Linked DNA regions of Homo sapiens: region 1 is linked to region 2. Evidence: chromatin contacts called from ENCODE Hi-C or POLR2A ChIA-PET data. All regions are on one chromosome and are shown on one strand. Each heading gives the region's core, a stretch centred on a gene start or an enhancer-like site at or near the end of the contact. The rest is flanking DNA. Distances are from core to core; before and after follow the strand shown.

What was found. A loop is a pair of places that touch in the nucleus more often than their neighbours do. ChIA-PET counts read pairs that join two places held with the same protein, here RNA polymerase II (POLR2A). Pooled maps may share reads with other maps.
Region 1: a map of dorsolateral prefrontal cortex shows a loop between it and region 2 (2.0-fold over the local background). The contact joins two enhancer-like sites. A Hi-C loop is called at or near these places in 4 of 168 maps with a recorded cell type or tissue (dorsolateral prefrontal cortex, posterior cingulate gyrus and sigmoid colon) and 1 of 50 pooled maps. POLR2A ChIA-PET finds 5 or more read pairs at or near these places in 1 of 52 experiments (OCI-LY7).

Annotation. Positions count from the first base shown.
Region 1 is chr3:182,240,516-182,243,940 of GRCh38, reverse strand. No RefSeq gene overlaps it. Among named protein-coding and RNA genes, the nearest start is that of LINC01994, 240 kb to the left of the region's middle. RefSeq lists an enhancer at 602-2,955. Within about 2 kb of position 1,705, at least 8 of the 41 ENCODE cell types and tissues checked have a DNase peak (open chromatin) inside an H3K27ac peak, as active enhancers do; they include dorsolateral prefrontal cortex, where a contact is called at or near this core.
Region 2 is chr3:182,090,885-182,094,204 of GRCh38, reverse strand. No RefSeq gene overlaps it. Among named protein-coding and RNA genes, the nearest start is that of LINC01206, 140 kb to the right of the region's middle. Within about 2 kb of position 1,489, at least 3 of the 41 ENCODE cell types and tissues checked have a DNase peak (open chromatin) inside an H3K27ac peak, as active enhancers do; they include dorsolateral prefrontal cortex, where a contact is called at or near this core.

The sequences.
Region 1 (3,425 bases), core at 456-2,955, 150 kb before region 2:
CTCAGTCTCCAGCCACCTATACTACATATTTAGTCAAACAAAAGTTTTGTATAACATTTTCTAGCTTTTGAGAAAGTGATTACATTTCTATTGCAAGTCCTCTGTATCTCTTGCATCAGATCTGGTCTAATAATACTGAGGCTGGGTGTAGTGGCTCATGCCTGTAATCCCAACACTTTAGGAAGCCAAGGCAGGTGGACCACTTGAGCCCAGGACTTTGAGAACAGCCTGGGCAACATAGTGAGACTCTGTCTCTACAAAACGATTTTTTAAAAAATTAGCCAGGGGTAGTGGTGCATGCCAATAGTCCCAGCTATTCAGTAGGCTGAGGTAGAAGGATTTCTTGAGCCAGGGAGGTCAAGGCTGCAGTGAGCCTGATAATAATATGAGAATAATAAGATAAAAACTTGCCAGATTTAATCTCGTCATATGCCTACTTTTTAAAAATCAAACTCTTTGTAAAAGTACTGTGACATGTCATTCTGGGCTTCATGGATTTGCTCCCAGGGAAAAATACATCTGCATACATAGTGAGTTAATACATATGAATGAAGGTTTCTAGATGAGTTTTGAAGATGACCTCCATCTTTTTTTCTCCTTCTGGACTTTATCCACATAGCCATTTTTTTTTTTTAGGAATCAAGAATGACTGTTCTCACTGAGAGCAGATGTAGCTAAAATGAACAATACATGTTCAACATGTGGCTGATACACTTACATATTAAATGATAGAGAAAACTTTCAGAAATATGCTTTTTTTCTTCCAAACTTAAAACATTTTTCTTCCTTTTGAAAGCTTACATTTCTCACTCCATTGAAATGGACTGTTTTAAGAAATCAGTGGGTACAGTCACGTCTTCAATGTTCTTTCCTCTGATGACTAAACAAAATTATTATAGTTCACTGGTTTGAATGCAGTTTTGGGTTGTGTTTGCATGTTTGCCTGGTCATGTTATTTATAAAAACCATGCCTCTGTTGGAATAACTGCAGGGAAAAGAAAGACCTATCTGGAGAAGTTTGATTTGTTTTCTGTGTCTGTAATCAAATTACTTATAAATGATATGACATGGTTTATAATGCTTGAAATTTTGCTGTCAGAAACACATATATACACTTTGTGGTTGAATTCTCCCAGGTTTCCTTTTAAATCATGTAGGTCTCTGAGACATTTCCACCAAAATGTGGTAAAATGCAGAAGTTGGCAATTCAATTTTATTCAGCCTTTCAAGAAGGAAGGCCTAGATAAGCTTTGCTTGTTCATGTCAGTGATAATATTCATCAGTGAGGCCTAAATGTAATTCTGTAGGCTTGCTACTGCTTTGTTGTACTGTCATTTCTGAACCTCAATCTCTCTCTCTCTCTCTCCCTCTCTCTCCCTCTCTTTTTTAATCACAGCAAAAAGTTTCTTAAGAGCTTAACTCACAGCCAAGTGCCAGCTCCCCCATTTAATTTGTCCTGCTTCCCCACAGCACTTGTACTTTATGTTCAGGCAGAGGTGAGGTCAGTTCTCAGGGCCCAGCTCGCTGGACACCCTCAATGATGACCTCATTAGAGTCACAGATGTTTGCTGCACTTTGGGAGATGTGGAAAAAACAGAGCAGTAAACTAGGCCAGCTTGCAGTAAGGCTGTTACCCACAATTCAAGATAAAATGCTGGATAGTTCCCACTAGGTTCTGGTCGGCTAGGAAACGGCAACTTATTAATCTTGTGTCAGAGAGCCAGCTGCAGCCGTGGCAGTTACCATATTTCACCACCAACTCCATGTCTGGACAGCCATTGTCTTTTTTTTATGAAAAAACTCTACAAATCAGCTGCGTTCTCTCACTCCCTCTCCCTCTCCTTTCCCCCTTACACTTAGCAAAGCCCCCCGCTTGTCCTCCTTGGAGAAATTGCGCTCCAGCACTGAGAGAGTTCGGTGTATCGTCGATCCTGTGGTTGGTTTACTAATTCAGAGAGACTGCTTACTTTCCAACTTTAATGATATTCCCTCAGCATATCACTTTGGTTGCCTGGCGACCGGATTTGAGCTAGGCCTCTCATTTGATTCCCACACATCAGACCCTGAAAAGCACTTTTTTTCCCCCGTCCCTCAGCTTTTGATTCTTTCTGCTCTGAAACCCTTCCCCCTGCGGTGTCAGTATGGGTGGGCAGAGCCGTGGTAGAAGAAGGGCAAGGGTGAAGGGCGGCCCGTAGCGCACTGGTCACACATCAAGGCCTCAAAACAAAGCCTCCAGGAACCCTTCCTGACGAACACAAATTCCCCTCAGAAAAAGCAAATTTGGCTTTCCCTTCATAGTGTGGGTGTCATTTTAAGACTTTCCTTAGATACTTTATTAAATCTGATGCTTTTTATTGTTTTTCATGCCGTTTCTCACAAAAGACTTCCTATTATCAACAAGTTGCTATAGGAGTAAGCAAACAGATTATGAAGAGCTGAAATAGTCTAATAAACACTAGCCTTCCATCCACCTCCGTATATGTTTTAATATTATAATACGCGTGTTAGTATAAGAATTATCTATCTTAATTTGTACAAGAATGCACCACTTTTCCCACAGTGAGAAGATGTTTTATGCTAAAATCTGCATGTGAAAATCCAGTGTTGCTTGTAAAGGAAAATGGAAAATTTGCTTCTTTTGGTCTTTTTAAAGAAAAATAGAGATGCTTTATCTATTGTTGAAAAGCCTCCTCTGAGAAAAAATGTAATGAACATATTTTTGTGTGTTTCATGGTTGAGCCTACTAAAAAAACAGGGAAAAAAAAGAAAGTAAAAGAAAAATTCATATGAAGTGCATTTGAGTTTTTCCATAGTATTATCTCAATTGTTTAAATTAAATCGTATATGCTGTAATCATGTCCTCAAAACAGCACACACACACACACAAACTACTAGGAGCACTTAATGAGCTGTTTTACTGACTAGAATTAGTGCATAATCACATAGATACATGCAGATTTCAAATATATACGTATATTTTATAGAGGTATATAAATACACATCTATTTAGACGTACTTATACATTATTCTTGAAATATTAAAATTCCTATAAGCATGTCTATTATGACGATTCATCTATTATAAAAGATAGTTCAAATATTCTTGCTAGAGTTTATTTTCTCACAGATCTCTGAAGGATTTGATCATGTAACTCCCATTCATTCTCATGTGCAAATCCCCTGTGTATTGATGGGCAAATGGACTTCTAATTCCACACTAGAACTGAAAGTAGGATTCTTAACCTTTACTCTCTTGTTGTTGAACTTATCTAAGGCTAACAAAAGTTCTTTACCCTTTTCTCAGCAATGATCAAAGTGTGTACAAAGTTACTGCTTTTCCAAAACCGTTTTTGGATTTCTCCCCACACTCACTCCCACAACTCCCTCCATTTTCTGTACTTACAAGATCTATTACCTGCTACCTTA
Region 2 (3,320 bases), core at 240-2,739:
GCCCAGCATAGGGATACAGTAAGCATTAATTAAAGAAACGAATGAGCTGGAATAAACATATAAATTTGTGACTTAACTTTCAGTCTTTCTACCTGAAATTCCTATACTTCAAGTCTTGGAATTCAAAACAGTTGTTGGTAAAATCATTCTAGGGCAATGACATTTATATAAACCAGAACATTAAAATGTAAAATAATTAGATATTTTCATTAGGCTCTCTGGAGATTTGGCAGCTTCTACAATCTGATCGTTGATTTTTTTTTATCAGAGCTTCACCTAGGCTGACCCTAAATGACTAATGATCAGATTTTTAGAAGCTTGTTAAATGAATTATAAATACGTATAATATATATAATTATATATAATATATAAATATATTTAAAAGTATACATGACCTAAAATAGAAATATTTATGCATTCATATAAAAATGAATATTAAGAGACTGTACATCTTAATTGATAAATGAAAAAAATTCAAAAAAGACAGACTATATTACAAAAATGAGATTCAAAATAAGCATCATTTGTGAGCACTGATTGGGATCACAAAAAACAAAACGTATTGAGTTCAAAGCCAACAAATTGAATGGTTCTACGGTAACAGAAAAAGTGTAGTTGTAACCAGGAGTGTATCCCACTAGATAATCTACAGCTTCAGCTGGTCCAGAAATGACTACTCTCACTCGAGGTTTGGTGTGTAAGTTGTACTCCTGGGAAGAAATAAGAGAGAAAAAACTTAATTGAAAGGATAATAAAGAAAGTAAAAAACAAATCAATGGTGGTAGAAACTTTGTAATCTGTTTCAGTATAGGTTTACTGATTCTTTTTTCATTGCCAGGTGTTAAGTTCTTTTTTCATTGCCATGTGTTGTTACTATAAAATTGATATATTAGATGCATAAAGAGTATAACTGATTACATTTGAAAACAATATTTAAATGTTTGTGGAATTATGTTAAATTATTGTTTTTACTGAATTTTTAAAATGAATGTATACTTAGAAAACATATTCCAAAGTAAAAATCAAATAAGTTAGACAAAGCAAAAATAATAGTGGGCATTTTGTCTCCATCTACAAACCTTCCTACGTCATTAGGCTCAAAAGCACATATTTACATGGAAAGGGTTACGTGTGCATTTTTAGCACAAGTATTCATTCATGATGTCACAAGATCAGAGCAGAGATTCCAACAAAACGATTTTTCTCCCCTGGAGCTGTGCAGCAGGTTCCAGAAGGCCCCAGGAGGAATCAGCACAAACACTGTGACCGTTATTTACCCTATCTGGGACTTCAGCAGCTGGGCTGTTTGCATGATATGCAAATGGGCACATCATTCAAGGAAGAAAGGATGAATGCTCTGGCACTTGCAGGGCAAACATTAACTGCTATGGGAAGAGGGCCAGCAAAAGAGGAACCAGACAGAAGCGAGTGGGTGGTGAGGGGCAGGACAAGAAACATCTTCCAAAGAAGCAAAATGCAGAAGGCAGACACTGCTTACTGGGAACCATTCAGCCTTCTCAGCCTCGGTAAACAACAGATGGGTGTGTGCTGCAGCCCTTTTTCCTGCAGAAACAGTGAATTTCCTCTCTACCCAATTTCTTCCTTTGGGTCAAATTTGTAAAATACTTTATATGTGGAAAATTACTGAGAGATACAGAGGGAACAAATTAGCTGGAACAGCAGAAGCTCTGGGAGCTAAGAGGAGACTGACTGACAGGAAAGAAAAACGTCTGGAGTCAGGCGGACCTAGGCACGAATCTTAGTTCTAAAATTTATCAGCTATGGATATTGAGCAAGATTCTCAATTTCTCTGTCTCAGTTTTCTTATCTGTAAAATGGACATAATAATACTATCTCATAGTAGGATCACTGTAAAATTTAGTAAATCTCCTTTGTATAAAGTGTCTCTTGCCAACATGACAGCAACTGGTTAGTATCATCAGAACTCGGACTTGAATTATTCAGGCTCTCCATCCCAAAGTGCAGCGGTCTGTGGGAGTCTAGAGATAATAGAGATTGTGGGAACCCCAACGAAGCAAATAACCTTGTGGCCACCCTACTTCTTAAAGGCTGCTCAATTCAACAAGGAATATTTACATAGTTCAGAAGTAAGTCTACACCCAGACACATTAAAACCTGTGGGTGAAATCTACTTTTTAAATACTTCAGCACAATCAAGCCCAGTAGGAACTTACAGGCTCTGATGAACTCATTGCTTCAATTGCATGCATATGTAGAGTGTAAAGTAGAAGACTACCACTAGAATGAAGACCAACACCACCTATGGGCATTCCTTTTCATTCAAGAGTAAACGTCACTGAATTGCTTACTTATAACTCCCTGTTCATCTTTACGTTTTTCGTAGCTTTAAATAATGTATTACTTAGTTTTGCAAGTTTTCATAATTTAAATAAATGGATTCATGCTGTTTGTATTTTTGTGAGACTTCTTTTTTGGCTCAATGTTAGGTTTTCGAATTCATGTTATATATCATCTATTTTAATTGCTATATAATATTCCTTTATGTGAATATTCCACAATGAATTATTCAATCTTTTGTTGATGTACAGCTAAGGACTTTTTTTAAAAAAATGTTTTGTTGTGTTGTGTTTTTGTTTTTTCCCATTACAAGTTATACTGCTACAAGCATTCTTGTGCATGTCTCCTGTTTTGTGTTATTCCGTGATGTACATGTTGAGCAGAATTGCTGGACCATAAGGTATTTAATTCAACAAGTTTTTTTCTGTGTCAGGCAATATTTTATACTCTAAGCACACATACATAAAAAGAACAGGCAGGAGTCTCTGACTTCATGTGCTTATGTACTAGTAAAGGGAAACAGGCAAAATAAATATATAAATTATATCTGTTGGAAAGTGATAAGTTTTATGGAGAAAAATGAAGTTGGGAGGAAATAGGAAGTGTCTGGGCAGTTTCTAATGTTACATAGGGTGGTCAGAAAGAGTAACGTGGTGAGCACGTGACATGTGAACAAAAACTTGAAGGAGATGAGGCAGAAGTCATGTGGATATCAGAGGAAGAGTGTTCCACAGTGTGCACATTTTAAATTTTATTAGATAATGCAAAATAGTTTTCCAAAATGATTTTACCACTTTGGGCTCCCAGCTGCAGGGCATAAGAGTTCCTGAAGCTCCAGATTCTTACAAATCTTTGACATTGTTAGATGTTTTATATTCTGCAAATCTGACAAGTAGCACTTGGATGTATTGTGATTTTGGATTTTCTAACTACTAAGAAGTTTGAGCATCTTTTCAAATGTCTATTGGTCATGTCTATTTCCATTTTTATGTGGTACCTCT